Regions from separate parts of the Homo sapiens genome. Here region 2 is linked to region 1. A link is a loop called in an ENCODE intact Hi-C map of the cell type or tissue named here. Cell type or tissue: PC-9. All regions are shown on one strand.

Evidence for each region. Peaks named below come from ENCODE experiments on the same cell type or tissue, not always from the same donor. Only the 100,000 strongest peaks of a DNase experiment are listed, where the experiment ranks them.
Region 2: it touches region 1 in a loop (26-fold over the local background); 2 of 110 quality-filtered maps call a loop at or near these places.

Annotation. Positions count from the first base shown.
Region 1 is chr9:22,080,108-22,088,107 of GRCh38, reverse strand. All of the region lies in intron 12 of CDKN2B-AS1 (CDKN2B and CDKN2A antisense cis and trans regulatory RNA 1), which reads right to left. Among named protein-coding and RNA genes, the nearest start is that of CDKN2B, 75 kb to the right of the region's middle. In PC-9, no CTCF peak of the experiment used is centred here; DNase peaks (open chromatin) are centred at 2,767 and 3,247; H3K4me3 peaks cover 731 bases; H3K27ac peaks cover 4,114 bases.
Region 2 is chr9:21,970,255-21,978,254 of GRCh38, reverse strand. It overlaps CDKN2A (cyclin dependent kinase inhibitor 2A), which reads left to right and starts at 3,398. Exons shown (of 3, transcript NM_000077.5): 1 at 3,398-3,577; 2 at 7,047-7,353. The coding sequence starts at 3,428. RefSeq lists an enhancer at 2,841-2,890 and silencers at 3,071-3,170, 3,391-3,440. In PC-9, no CTCF peak of the experiment used is centred here; a DNase peak (open chromatin) is centred at 3,134; H3K4me3 peaks cover 4,663 bases; H3K27ac peaks cover 3,179 bases.

The sequences.
Region 1 (8,000 bases):
TGATTTTAGAAGTCACTGCATGACATTTAGATAAATTCATATATTAACAGATATCCTCCTTTCTTTTAGTTCTTCTGATTGTGGCAAGGAAATAGTCTCAGTCAGTGGAAGGATTATTTTACCACTTCTATAACACTCCCTAGTCTCTCCTTTCAACAGAGACAGCAAGCCACAAGCTCAGAGTCTTCATAGGAAACTATATCTGGCAAATATTTAATAACATTATTTCACTCATGGCATTTCTTTTTATGACAATCTTCTATTTAAGGCAAATGATATCGGTTTTCAATTTATAGTTAGTGAAAAAGTTTCTCTTCAAAATAAATGGATATAATTTTTTAAAGGAGAGACAACTTAAGGAAAAATATTTCTATTAGTGCAGATGATACAAGGATATGACAAAATCAAAGAAGTGGTATGCAAATGACAGAAATTAGGAAAACATCAGACTAAACAATTGCTAATCAAGTCATGCTTTTATTTTCAAAAGATTGACAGTCTATTCAATTTATTTAGGACAAATATTATAATCAGCAATAGAAATTTCCACTAGGCATTTCTGAAAAATAAGCATAAACTGTGAGAGATGCATTTAGCATTGATTAGTTAGGATGCTTTCAGGTACTTGTAATAAAAAACACAACTAAAAGCATCTTTAAAAAACTAAGGATTATTTCCTGATGGTTCCAGGGTAGATTCAGTCAATGGTTCAATGTCATCAGGGATCCAGTTTCTTGCTATACTGTCCTCTGCCACCGGTAGCATGTAATTGTATCCTCAGACTTGTCCCCTCATGGTCTGAAGATGGCTTCCATAGCACCAACTCTTCACCCAACAGTGACCAGAGTCAAGAAAGTATAAACCACAACTTTTTGGTCCCCTTCAAGGGGAAAGAAAACTTACCTTAAAGTTTCCCATATTTGCCCTCCCATTTCATAAGCAAAGTTGCACCTCTTCTCCATATCTAAATCAAACATTTCCAAGAAAAAGGGGAGTTACCACCATGGCCTTAGGCTACTCCTGATTCACTACAGGGGCTAAGGAGGGGCTAAAGAAGATCATGTGACTAGTAACTGACCAATAATGGGGTTCTCTTGGCAAGGAAGTATGAAGAAAACTTCCCTGCGTAGGCAATTCACATGGCTTGCCATAGTGTGCATTAACATAGGTTGTAACAATTCTGGAGGGGCACAGAGAGGCTGATAATTAATGTTGGAAAAAATATTATTCAGAATCACAAATAAGTAATACAAATCTGGGCCATATGGATAAAATACACACAGTAGATACAGTTTGGAAACTAATCGTTTATTAAGATTCCAGATAAAATAAGATCTCAAAATAAATAAATGGATAGATAAATAAATAATCTCTGGGGTTCAAAAAATATTGATTGGCTGGTAATCATTCTCCCCTATCCCAGCTGCCTCAGACCCTGTGAGCAGGAGAAAGATAAGATAGGGCAAACCAGGGCAATAAAAATGTGGGTTACTGTTATTGTTTTTAAGAATTTCATATTTTCTAAAAGCTTCAGAGAAGTCATGGGAAAAAAAGAATATTATTGAACTCTAGTAGACATTTTCACTTTTTAACTTTCAACTTACATGTGAGATAAGTGAGGGGCATCTTCATCTCACGTGTGCTTGGGACTTGTAAATGTTTTAATCTGGCCCTGACGGGTAAATTTCTCTCCAAAAAAAACTGAGGTTAGATATAAACTTCCAACTCACCTTTCTCAAGTTACTTGTGTTTTAAATACTTTTAATTATGCTACTTTTTAAGCATAATTCTTGGCTTTATTCTCTACTCCAAAAGGAGCAGAATAAAATAAATGGCTGAGTAGGATCTGAACTGAGATATGAGAAGAGAGGAAGGGCCATTAAACAAACACTGATCAAGCTCCTTGGGGCTATCAAGTTCTTTGTATCTATTCTGATTTTCATCTCAATAATAACTCTACCACATTGAGATTTTTATTCCAATTTTAAATATGTTGAATTAAGGGATAGAGTAGGAGAGTGATTTGATAAAGTTTATAAATCTAGTAATAGCAGAATGAAGATTTAAATTCTGGAAGTTTGAATCTTCTGACCCCCAAGGTTCATCTTCTTTCTGTTGAACTATCCTGCCTCTCGAGGGTTTGTGTTGCCAAATACTTAAGGACAAAATCAAGAGATTGTGAAATTGAATCAAAGAAATGGGCTACGAGATGCAAAGAAATAGAAAAACAAGTCAAAACCTAATCCAGGCAACAAATAGACATTTGGCACAGGAGACCTGGACACTTGTCTAGACATGGTCAGAGAAAGGAGGGAGGTCAAGGATCAGTAGTGACTCCAAGATACCCTGAGATATAAAGAGAGGGACTTTTTTTTTTTTTTTTTTTTGAGACGGAGTCTCGCTCTGTTGCCCTCGCTGGAGTGCAGTGGCACGATCTCGGCTCACTGCAAGCTCCTCCTCCAGGGTTCACGCCATTCTCCTGCCTCAGCTTCCCGAGTACCTGGGACTACAGGGGCCCGCCACCACACCTGGCTAATTTTTTGTATTTTTTAGTAGAGACGGGGTTTCACCGTGTTAGCCAGGGTGGTCTTGATCTCCTGACCTCGTGATCCGCCCGCCTCAGCCTCCCAAAGTGCTGGGAATTACAGGCGTGAGCCACCGCGCCCGGCCAGAGAGGGAACTTTTATATGTTCCTTGGTGTGGGGCCAGAACAAGATGTAGGTGTGGCTAGGTCCTTGGGATAAACAGGCACACCTGAGGAATAAGGAATGCACTTGGCAGGGTGGGGTTGGGATAAGCATACCTTGAGGGTAAGCTTGCTTTTTCCCAGTTAGGTGAGATTTCCTTTACCTCATACAAATTAATCTGTGGGCAAACTAGCTACCTAACTCTTAATTAACTGATAAACTTTTTTCTCCTTGATCATAACCCAAGTATTGGAAATGTATAAAGAAGTTCTTTATAGATAGAAGTTCTTTTTGTCATGCATTTTAGTAACCACAGTTTATTGGGGATTATCAAAGCTATGAGAATGTTACCATATTTGAGTTCTCTGTGGAAAAATGTTCACTCTACTAACATTTCTCCTGTTCTCATACCAAAACACTGTGCTGGGGTTGCCTGAGTTGTCGTCTGGGTGTTCGTGTTATCTTAGATATCTGTCACTTATGGAGATTAAGTATCATATTACAGCTGCTGGCTCAGATGATTCCACAATTTCAGCTGTATGACTCAGCTTGTGGAAAAGAATGCAATTTCTTTAGTGTATCAGTTTTAACCAGCCAGTCTTCATAATGAATGCCCTGTGCATTTTTCACAGCCCTACTCATTCTTACAGTGCTACCAAGAAGACATGGCAAATGTCTGTATTTACCTAAACCTAAAGATAAACAATGTTACTGCTGAGACATATTTTCAATCTGGGATTACCAAGAACCCATTTTAGTTTCAACCCAAAGTTGGATATGCCCCACAAAACAATTTGGGAGGTCAAATCATGCAACAGAACTCCCAGAGACAAAAACCCATATCACACCCCTGCCCACCCCCTTTCTCTGAGAGTAAAAAAAATGTAGCCTACCCACATGCTGTTAGACAAAGGCTGAAAGGTGCTTTGATCAGGCCAATACTCTGCTCCCTGGGAAGTACACAAACTCTTCTATTAAATATAATTTACTACATGGCCAATTTCTCAAGAGAAATTCAACTGAGTTTTAAATAAAGTTTTCTGTATTTAAACATAATATAAAATTAACCTGCAAAATTTAATAGTGGTAGATTATATTGCTTCTTTTACGAAGGTAATATAGAAGTTGTCATGCCTGACCTAGGAACAGCCCTTTTGTGAAATAGCCCTAAAGCTCTAAGCCTAGAGTCAGAAAGAGACTTGGGCTCAAATTCTGGCTCAATTATTTGACTATATTACCTTGGGTGTGTTACATAACCTGCCTAAATCTCTTCATCTAAAACACAGGAAAAATAAATTTTACTTTAACAATTGTTGGTGTGAATCCAATGAAATGGTGCAAGTAACTACTTACAACAATGCATGAATCTTAAGGAACTGTTAAGAAAGGTAATGTAAATTTTAAAAGCAAAAGTTTCAATCAATGGTCAGAAAGAGATTTAAGATCACAAAGATGTAAAGTGATTAATTATTGAGGGAAAACTGAAGTTTTGAGTATTTTGAAAATTCCATGTAATATATAGCGCCATCACCACCCAAACACCAGTGTCCTCCATATCTAAATCTACAGCCTTGACCTCTGTTCTAAGCGTTAGACTCTAATATCCAACTAAATCCACAGGACCAGTCCATCTCAACACATCCAAAACTGAACTCAGCATCTTACCTACCCTCCAAAAACTTCACTGAGTCACAAAATTCAGAAACCTGGATGCCACCCTAAAATCTTTTCTTTCTCTCATTCTCCACCCCAAACATCTAAATATAGGCTGATCGAGCTGTGGTTCTTGAACCTGGCAGAGCTTCAGCATCACCTAGGGTGCTTTATAAGAATACCAAGTTGTATTCCAGAGATTCTGATTCAGAATATTCAAGGTATGCCATGGGAATCTTCATTCAAAAATAAAAACAAAACCTCCATGAGAACTGGCTACTCATTGAGATTTGGGAGCCACTGTTGTAGTATACCTTCTTACCATATCTCATATCTGTACCTTCCTCTCTGTCCCAGCGGTAGCATTCTTACCTCTGACCCTCCTGTCTCTCTTGAATGAAATCATTCCATAAGTGGGCACTCTGCATCCCCTGCACTCCATCCCATTAATTCATCCTTCCCAGTGCTTCCAGATCCATTTATCTAAACCCAGCCTTCAGAGAAAAATACATCTAAATTCAAATCCCTGCTTTGCTAATTACCAGGTCTATAGCCTTGAGCAAGTTAGTTCATCTCTGTATGATGCAATTTTCTCATGAGAAAAATGGGAATCTATTAAATGTGATTTAGATGGGATAACATACGTATAGTTCTTAGTACAGGGCATGGCATATAACAAGCTATTAGTGTTATTATCATTATTGTTTTTGTTATTATGACACAAATCTAATCATGTAATTCATGTTACATGTCCTCTTCCTGCTACCAGCCTTCTTTTCTGTGACAGAACCCCAGGATTAGGCCTTCTTGATTCCAATTGGCTTTCTCAAGCCTGAACCTCTAATGATCACTATCATGAGCCATCTTCTAATATTGCACCTGTCTTTCCAGATTTCTTTCCGTGGCTTACACCTGATTATATGGCTTAGTCAAATGGAAATAGTCTAATTTGGTTTATCCCCTGCCCATGTCTGACTTACCTAACTACCAGCAAGCTAGAGTCGGGTATCCTCACTCTACATGAAGTTGGTAAACACAATCCTCTACATGTTTTCTATAGTTCCCAATTTACTACAGGTATAAAATATACATAATTATATGCTCCTCCTTAAAAATAAAGTTCTGACTATTTCCTAGCCAGTACTTAAAGCTTAAGCTCCGATAGCAATAAAGTACTGGCTACGAATTAGTCAGAACATCAAAATCATGATACGTTTATCTATTCCTTCATTCAACAAATTTTGGAGTGCAGTGGGATTAAGATATAATGGACTCAGTTCCAAGTCTGGCTCTGTAGCTTTCCACATGTGTGATCTTGAGCAAGTTACCTAATGTCACTGGGCCTCTATATCATGATCAACAAAAGGAGGAAATAACATTTTCTGATGAGATTGATGTGAATAGTGAGCCACTAGCACACTTTATGCCTTGTACAAGAAATCAAAACACAGTTATGCTGCTACTGTTATATAAAGAGCAATAATGAGGGTGATGACAATGTCATAACATATCACTGCTTTCAAGACCCGCTATAACTAGCAGACCAGCAGAAAGAGAAAAGTACAACCAGACCAACAGGCCCAAAATTATAAAAATCAACTCTGCAGTAAGACTGGCCTGTAAGGGAAGTGATTAATCTTGTGAATTAAAATGTTAGGGAAAACAAGTGAACTGGGGACCAGTTTAAAGAGATGTCATTTTCTTAAGTATAGGTAGGTCTGGAGGATGAGACCAACAAGAGGTCAATACCTTTATCAGGGAGTAAAACTTGGGTTTCAGAAAGGTGCATGGTGGTTGAAGCAAGACCCCAGCCACAGGCTGGGGGTATATGAAGGAAAGAGGAGACAGAGTAAAAAAAACTCCTGGGAAAATACATTTGTAGAACACAACAACCCCAAAAATGATGATGATAGCCAGCTTTCACTGAGTGTCCATTAAGGATTGGGTGCCATGTTCTTCCTTTCTACATTTTCCCTATTTTTCATAACACTGTAAAAGATTGGGTGCCAGATGGGGAAACTGAGTCAGAGGGAAAAGTGTCAGAGATTTTTTCAAGATTACACAACTAATAGACAAGCTTCCTAGGCTGGAGTCTAATCATGAAAGCACTTGAAGGGGGAGTTTCAGCTCACTGATCATGGGCCTGTCCCAGGGGCTGTGTTGAATTAATTTGCATGCTGTGCTCAGACCCACAACTTGTTCCCATTTCTGTAATCCCTAAAATCTCTTTTCCTGGGATCAGGCCAGGCAGGGCCAAGTCTCTGGAGTAGAGAAGAACTTAGGTGACTCAAGTGTCAACTTTGGGTTGGTAATACCTAGCCTAAACAACTCTATATTTCCAAATCAGACAAGAGTTCACTCATAAATCTCCTACACTCTGTCCATCACTTCAAAGTAAATAACCTCCCCAAGAATCGATTCTAGAGAGTTAATTCAAAATACTCAAGACACATTGCCTCATTAGTTATAATGTAAAAAAAAAAAAAAAAAAAGCTAAAGAACAAAATATCTGATAACATGGGAATGAATAAGTAACTTGGGGCACAACCCCATAAAAACAGTCATTAAAAACTTGTATGACAAAATGTACATGACAACTTCAAAACAACATCAAATAGACTTATGATATAAGCTACAGTTTTAAAAGGAGTCAAAATTATATTGCCATATGGACCTAATTGTATTTTTATTTAAAGCATAGAACAGAACTAAAAGAAAAAAATGTACTGCAGTATGAACAAGGGTTGACTCTAGGTAGTCGGAGTGGAGATTAAACTCTTTATTTTTCTACTAGCTGACATTTTATGATATTTTTAAGAAGCATAGGCTAATTCTCATGCAAAAAAACACAAAATATTTCAAATAAAAAGAACTAGCTTCCTAAAAAGTCATAGTACTTTTGGAATAGTTTCTGAGTCTGGCTCAGCCCACCCTCCTATTTTCTTTGTCATGTAGCTATAATTCCATGACCCAGCAGTCTGGTGGCCTGTGGTCATCAGAACTATCAAGTAATTTCCCTTAAGTTTTAAAGGTTTTGCCATTTTCTCCACTACCTTACAAAAAGCCTTCAACAGGTTTTTGGCTCTGCAAACTGTCAGAAATACAGTCTTCCTTCCAACAGCCCATTTCCATAGAGTGATGTGGTAAAACACAGGACCACACAGGCAAAGCCTGGTTTTAATTGTTAAACATTTCCCATTGTGTTTGATTTTCTTCTCCCTGATGGGCTTCACTAGAACTCATCTGTAAAGCTCTCCTTAAAGACTCTCAACCCAAATAGGGCTGCCCCCGCTGCCCCTCCACAGTGTATTGTGAACAGAAGTAGCTAGGTCACAAGCTCACATCAGCCAATGATAGCTCAGAATCTTTAGCTCAGAAGGAAACGATGCCAGCTTGATCATAGTGAACACGGAAAATATCAAAGGACCCTTGTTACTCTCTTCTAGTGGTCGGTACATTTCTAAGTTTCTGTTCCAAAATACTTTGGCAGCCATTTTACTCCAGGGAGCCAGGGAGGGGAAAGTCTGTTCTTGCAACATTACCAAACAGCTTGGGGAAAACCCAATCCTTTCACACATAAACAGGGCTGGCTACATCTGACTGCACAGAGCCAGCCAAACTGGGATTCCTTAACAGCTCACGCCTTTGGTGATTATTCAT
Region 2 (8,000 bases), 110 kb after region 1:
TTTTAGAGTACATGTGCACAATGTGCAGGTTTGTTACATATGTATACATGTGCCATGTTGGTGTGCTGCACCCATCAACTCATCATTTAGCATTAGGTATATCTCCTAATGCTATCCCTCCCCCCTCCCCCCTACATAAGATTTATAATGGATAATGGACTTCAATTTCTAGAGCAAAATGGCCCCACCCAAGGATGCCATAATCCTTCCAGAGCTCTACTGCAAGATATGAGATATACATATCTAAAACTTGTTCTTGGTATTTCCAAAGCAGTCAACTTTTACACCTGTTTATAATGCATCCAAATGTTGTTTTTATATGGTTGCATCTCCCATCTTCTTCACCAATAGCTATATATATTTTTCACAAGAGCTGAAAGAGTTCTTGATGTAGGAATCCATGGTAGAGTTTCAGAGAAATCCCTGAATTCACTGAAAGTTTTATCTAGAAATACATGTGCAAGTGAACACATCTTTTTTAAAAAAAATCATTACCTACTTTCTTTTTTGAGAAGAAGGTATTTATTTCAACAGACTCTTGAAGGAGCCTACTCTTCCCACTCTCCCACCCCCATTAAGAACCACTGTAGGCCGGGCACGATGGCTCATGCCTGTAATCCCAGCACTTTGGGAGGCTAAGGTGGGTGGATCACCTGAGGTCAGGAGTTCGAGACAAGCCTAGCCAACATAGTGAAACCCCGTCTCTACTAATAATACAAAAATTAGCTGGGTATGGCAGCATGTGCCTGTAATCCCAGCTACTCGGGAGGCTGAGGCAGGAGAATTGCTCGAACCCGGGAGGCGGAGGTTGCAGTGAACCGAGAGAGATCGTGCGGTGCCATTTCACTCCAGCCTGGGCAACAGAGCGAAACTCCATCTCAAAAAAACACACAAAACAAACAAACAAAAAGAAAGAACCATTGTATTAGTGATGGAAATGTGTTCCCTCCCTCCCATCCTGGCAACCACTTTCTTCCTCCTCCATCATAAAATATCTTAAACTAAACTAAAATAATTTTATTTATCGATAGTTTGAATTTTCCCTATCATTGCTACACAGCTAATTGAGAGGTACCCCGAGGAAAATATAAATGGTACAGTAATGCATTGTAGATTTTAATAACATACTTGACATCCCAAATTGTTTTCATTGGCTTCATTTTAAAAACTACATGTTTTAAAATCAAGCAGACACTAAAAGTACAAGATATACTGGGTCTACAAGGTTTAAGTCAACCAGGGATTGAAATATAACTTTTAAACAGAGCTGGATTATCCAGTAGGCAGATTAAGCATGTGCTTAAGGCATCAGCAAAGTCTGAGCAATCCATTTTTTAAAACGTAGTACATGTTTTTGATAAGCTTAAAAAGTAGTAGTCACAGGAAAAATTAGAACTTTTACCTCCTTGCGCTTGTTATACTCTTTAGTGCTGTTTAACTTTTCTTTGTAAGTGAGGGTGGTGGAGGGTGCCCATAATCTTTTCAGGGAGTAAGTTCTTCTTGGTCTTTCTTTCTTTCTTTCTTTCTTTTTTTCTTGAGACCAAGTTTCGCTCTTGTCTCCCAGGCTGGAGTGCAATGGCGCGATCTCGGCTCACTGCAACCTCCGCCTTCTCCTGGGTTCAAGCGATTCTCCTACATCAGCCTCCGAGTAGCTGGGATTACAGGCATGCGCCACCAAGCCCCGCTAATTTTGTATTTTTTAGTAGAGACAGGGTTTCGCCATGTTGGTCAGGCTTGTCTCGAACTCCTGGCCTCAGGTGATCCGCCTGTCTCGGCCTCCCAGAATGCTGGGATTATAGACGTGAGCCACCGCATCCGGACTTTCCTTTTATGTAATAGTGATAATTCTATCCAAAGCATTTTTTTTTTTTTTTTTGAGTCGGAGTCTCATTCTGTCACCCAGGCTGGAGGGTGGTGGCGCGATCTCGGCTTACTGCAACCTCTGCCTCCCGGGTTCAAGCGATTCTCCTGCCTCAGCCTCCTGAGTAGCTGGAATTACACACGTGCGCCACCATGGCCAGCTAATTTTTGTATTTTTAGTAGAGACGGGGTGTCACCATTTTGGCCAAGCTGGCCTCGAACTCCTGACCTCAGGTGATCTGCCCGCCTCGGCTTCCCAAAGTGCTGGGATTACAGGTGTGAGCCACCGCGTCCTGCTCCAAAGCATTTTCTTTCTATGCCTCAAAACAAGATTGCAAGCCAGTCCTCAAAGCGGATAATTCAAGAGCTAACAGGTATTAGCTTAGGATGTGTGGCACTGTTCTTAAGGCTTATATGTATTAATACATCATTTAAACTCACAACAACCCCTATAAAGCAGGGGGCACTCATATTCCCTTCCCCCTTTATAATTACGAAAAATGCAAGGTATTTTCAGTAGGAAAGAGAAATGTGAGAAGTGTGAAGGAGACAGGACAGTATTTGAAGCTGGTCTTTGGATCACTGTGCAACTCTGCTTCTAGAACACTGAGCACTTTTTCTGGTCTAGGAATTATGACTTTGAGAATGGAGTCCGTCCTTCCAATGACTCCCTCCCCATTTTCCTATCTGCCTACAGGCAGAATTCTCCCCCGTCCGTATTAAATAAACCTCATCTTTTCAGAGTCTGCTCTTATACCAGGCAATGTACACGTCTGAGAAACCCTTGCCCCAGACAGCCGTTTTACACGCAGGAGGGGAAGGGGAGGGGAAGGAGAGAGCAGTCCGACTCTCCAAAAGGAATCCTTTGAACTAGGGTTTCTGACTTAGTGAACCCCGCGCTCCTGAAAATCAAGGGTTGAGGGGGTAGGGGGACACTTTCTAGTCGTACAGGTGATTTCGATTCTCGGTGGGGCTCTCACAACTAGGAAAGAATAGTTTTGCTTTTTCTTATGATTAAAAGAAGAAGCCATACTTTCCCTATGACACCAAACACCCCGATTCAATTTGGCAGTTAGGAAGGTTGTATCGCGGAGGAAGGAAACGGGGCGGGGGCGGATTTCTTTTTAACAGAGTGAACGCACTCAAACACGCCTTTGCTGGCAGGCGGGGGAGCGCGGCTGGGAGCAGGGAGGCCGGAGGGCGGTGTGGGGGGCAGGTGGGGAGGAGCCCAGTCCTCCTTCCTTGCCAACGCTGGCTCTGGCGAGGGCTGCTTCCGGCTGGTGCCCCCGGGGGAGACCCAACCTGGGGCGACTTCAGGGGTGCCACATTCGCTAAGTGCTCGGAGTTAATAGCACCTCCTCCGAGCACTCGCTCACGGCGTCCCCTTGCCTGGAAAGATACCGCGGTCCCTCCAGAGGATTTGAGGGACAGGGTCGGAGGGGGCTCTTCCGCCAGCACCGGAGGAAGAAAGAGGAGGGGCTGGCTGGTCACCAGAGGGTGGGGCGGACCGCGTGCGCTCGGCGGCTGCGGAGAGGGGGAGAGCAGGCAGCGGGCGGCGGGGAGCAGCATGGAGCCGGCGGCGGGGAGCAGCATGGAGCCTTCGGCTGACTGGCTGGCCACGGCCGCGGCCCGGGGTCGGGTAGAGGAGGTGCGGGCGCTGCTGGAGGCGGGGGCGCTGCCCAACGCACCGAATAGTTACGGTCGGAGGCCGATCCAGGTGGGTAGAGGGTCTGCAGCGGGAGCAGGGGATGGCGGGCGACTCTGGAGGACGAAGTTTGCAGGGGAATTGGAATCAGGTAGCGCTTCGATTCTCCGGAAAAAGGGGAGGCTTCCTGGGGAGTTTTCAGAAGGGGTTTGTAATCACAGACCTCCTCCTGGCGACGCCCTGGGGGCTTGGGAAGCCAAGGAAGAGGAATGAGGAGCCACGCGCGTACAGATCTCTCGAATGCTGAGAAGATCTGAAGGGGGGAACATATTTGTATTAGATGGAAGTATGCTCTTTATCAGATACAAAATTTACGAACGTTTGGGATAAAAAGGGAGTCTTAAAGAAATGTAAGATGTGCTGGGACTACTTAGCCTCCAATTCACAGATACCTGGATGGAGCTTATCTTTCTTACTAGGAGGGATTATCAGTGGAAATCTGTGGTGTATGTTGGAATAAATATCGAATATAAATTTTGATCGAAATTATTCAGAAGCGGCCGGGCGCGGTGCCTCACGCCTTGTAATCCCTTCACTTTGGGAGATCAAGGCGGGGGGAATCACCTGAGGTCGGGAGTTCGAGACCAGCCTGGCCAACAGGTGAAACCTCGCCTCTACTAAAAATACAAAAAGTAGCCGGGGGTGGTGGCAGGCGCCTGTAATCCCAGCTACTCGGGAGGTTGAGGCAGGAGAATCGCTTGAACCCGGGAGGCTGAGGTTGTAGTGAACAGCGAGATGGAGCCACTTCACTCCAGCCTGGGTGACAGAGTGAGACTTTGTCGAAAGAAAGAAAGAGAGAAAGAGAGAGAGAAAAATTATTCAGAAGCAACTACATATTGTGTTTATTTTTAACTGAGTAGGGCAAATAAATATATGTTTGCTGTAGGAACTTAGGAAATAATGAGCCACATTCATGTGATCATTCCAGAGGTAATATGTAGTTACCATTTTGGGAATATCTGCTAACATTTTTGCTCTTTTACTATCTTTAGCTTACTTGATATAGTTTATTTGTGATAAGAGTTTTCAATTCCTCATTTTTGAACAGAGGTGTTTCTCCTCTCCCTACTCCTGTTTTGTGAGGGAGTTAGGGGAGGATTTAAAAGTAATTAATACATGGGTAACTTAGCATCTCTAAAATTTTGCCAACAGCTTGAACCCGGGAGTTTGGCTTTGTAGTCCTACAATATCTTAGAAGAGACCTTATTTGTTTAAAAACAAAAAGGAAAAAGAAAAGTGGATAGTTTTGACAATTTTTAATGGAGACGGGAGAAGAACATGTAGAAAAGGGGAAATGATGTTGGCTTAGAATCCTAACTACATTGGTGTTTAATATAGGAACATTTATTTATATAACATTTTAAAGTACTAAATTCATATTAGTATATTATCAAATGGATATATTATCAAATGGGTTTAAGCATCCTACACATTTTAATTCAATTGATTCATTTTCTTTTTGCTTTGGATTTCTATCATGATTTAAATATTTACATATGGGTTACTTTTTAGATTTTTCATACTATGAAATATAAGAAAAACCTTTAAGGCTAGTTTTATGACCAAGACGAAGGACTTCATTGAATACACAAAACAATAAATATACTGCAACATTTTGTCTTTCTTTTTGTAGCTGCAATTTGGTTTGCTTATACTTTCTCTTTGTCTCTTTGAAAACTGAGTCAGTTTCACTTTCTCAGGACAGGATTTAATAACCATAATATAATTTAGTATAATTCCTTGATTTAGGCAAATTATGCAATTTGTGTTTAGTATGAAATGTACCTAAAAATAAGTAACTCCTCTTTAACACCACCATCCTCAAACTAATATAACAAATAACAGTTATCCTAAAATAAATTGTCTACTTCCACCATGCAGCACTCAAATTTTAAGGTTGCTATGACTGCAGACAGTATTTTAAAATTCCTCTCTGGAAATGGCTTTGTTTCCAAGATGATTTAGGAACCAAAGAGGTGACCATCTCTTGTTTAATGAACTCTCAAATCATAAACCTGGGAAGTGTTTTAGTTTCCTACTGCTGCTGTTACAAATTATCACAAATGTGTTAGCTAAAACAAACACAAAATTATTATTTTACAGTTCTAGAGATCAGAAGTCAAAAATGGGTCCACAAGGTTTCATTCCTTTTGGAAACTCTAAGGGGCAATCTGTTTCCTTGTCTTTTCCAGCTTCTAGTGACCATCAAATTCCTTGGCTCATGGTCTCTGTATTTTCTCTGTGGCCTGTGCTTCCATTCTTGTATCTTCTCTCTGACTGTGACCCTCTAATAAAAACACTTGGGGTTATGTTGGGCCCACCCTGAAAATTCTGGATAATCTCCCTCAAGACCATTAATTAAATCACATCTGCAAAGCCTCTTTTGCCACATAAGTTAATGTATTAAAAGTTTTTGAGGATTAGGACATAGACATTGGGGGTGGGGGGGCATTATTCAGCCTACCACAGGAAGGAATTTTAGGGTTAATTAAACTAGCCTTCTTATTTTATACTTGAAGAAATTGAAGTTTTGGAATTGGAGAGCATTATGCTAAATGAAATAAGCCAAACACAGAAAGACAAATATCACATGTTCTCACTTATCTGTGAAATATAAAACAATTACATTCTTAGCAGTAAAGAGTAGAATGGTGGTTACTAGAGCTGGGGGGTGGGAGGAATGGGGAGATGGTAATCAAGATATAAAGCCTCAGTTAAGATGGGAGGAATAAGTTTGATTGTTTTTTTTGAGATGTGTTTCATAGCATGATGAATATAGCTAAATAGTAAATCCCAAATGCTCTCATTTGACAAAAATGTCAAATATTTGAGATGATGGATAGGTTACTTAGCTTGACTTAATAATTCCCCATTGTGTTCAAAGATCATAACTTCATATTGTACCACATAAATATATACAACTGTACTATCCCAATATATAATTTTAAAACTAATATAATGAAAAAGAAATTGAAGTTCAACATTCCCAGAAGCTAAGTGTAACTTAAAAGTTTTGTGAGAATTTGTTTTAACAAACAAACAAGTTTTCTCTTTTTAACAATTACCACATTCTGCGCTTGGATATACAGCAGTGAACAAAAAAAAAAAAAAAAATCTCCAGGCCTAACATAATTTCAGGAAGAAATTTCAGTAGTTGTATCTCAGGGGAAATACAGGAAGTTAGCCTGGAGTAAAAGTCAGTCTGTCCCTGCCCCTTTGCTATTTTGCCCGTGCCTCACAGTGCTCTCTGCCTGTGACGACAGCTCCGCAGAAGTTCGGAGGATATAATGGAATTCATTGTGTACTGAAGAATGGATAGAGAACTCAAGAAGGAAATTGGAAACTGGAAGCAAATGTAGGGGTAATTAGACACCTGGGGCTTGTGTGGGGGTCTGCTTGGCGGTGAGGGGGCTCTACACAAGCTTCCTTTCCGTCATGCCGGCCCCCACCCTGGCTCTGACCATTCTGTTCTCTCTGGCAGGTCATGATGATGGGCAGCGCCCGAGTGGCGGAGCTGCTGCTGCTCCACGGCGCGGAGCCCAACTGCGCCGACCCCGCCACTCTCACCCGACCCGTGCACGACGCTGCCCGGGAGGGCTTCCTGGACACGCTGGTGGTGCTGCACCGGGCCGGGGCGCGGCTGGACGTGCGCGATGCCTGGGGCCGTCTGCCCGTGGACCTGGCTGAGGAGCTGGGCCATCGCGATGTCGCACGGTACCTGCGCGCGGCTGCGGGGGGCACCAGAGGCAGTAACCATGCCCGCATAGATGCCGCGGAAGGTCCCTCAGGTGAGGACTGATGATCTGAGAATTTGTACCCTGAGAGCTTCCAAAGCTCAGAGCATTCATTTTCCAGCACAGAAAGTTCAGCCCGGGAGACCAGTCTCCGGTCTTGCCTCAGCTCACGCGCCAATCGGTGGGACGGCCTGAGTCTCCCTATCGCCCTGCCCCGCCAGGGCGGCAAATGGGAAATAATCCCGAAATGGACTTGCGCACGTGAAAGCCCATTTTGTACATTATACTTCCCAAAGCATACCACCACCCAAACACCTACCCTCTGCTAGTTCAAGGCCTAGACTGCGGAGCAATGAAGACTCAAGAGGCTAGAGGTCTAGTGCCCCCTCTTCCTCCAAACTAGGGCCAGTTGCATCCACTTACCAGGTCTGTTTCCTCATTTGCATACCAAGCTGGCTGGACCAACCTCAGGATTTCCAAACCCAATTGTGCGTGGCATCATCTGGAGATCTCTCGATCTCGGCTCTTCTGCACAACTCAACTAATCTGACCCTCCTCAGCTAATCTGACCCTCCGCTTTATGCGGTAGAGTTTTCCAGAGCTGCCCCAGGGGGTTCTGGGGACATCAGGACCAAGACTTCGCTGACCCTGGCAGTCTGTGCACCGGAGTTGGCTCCTTTCCCTCTTAAACTTGTGCAAGA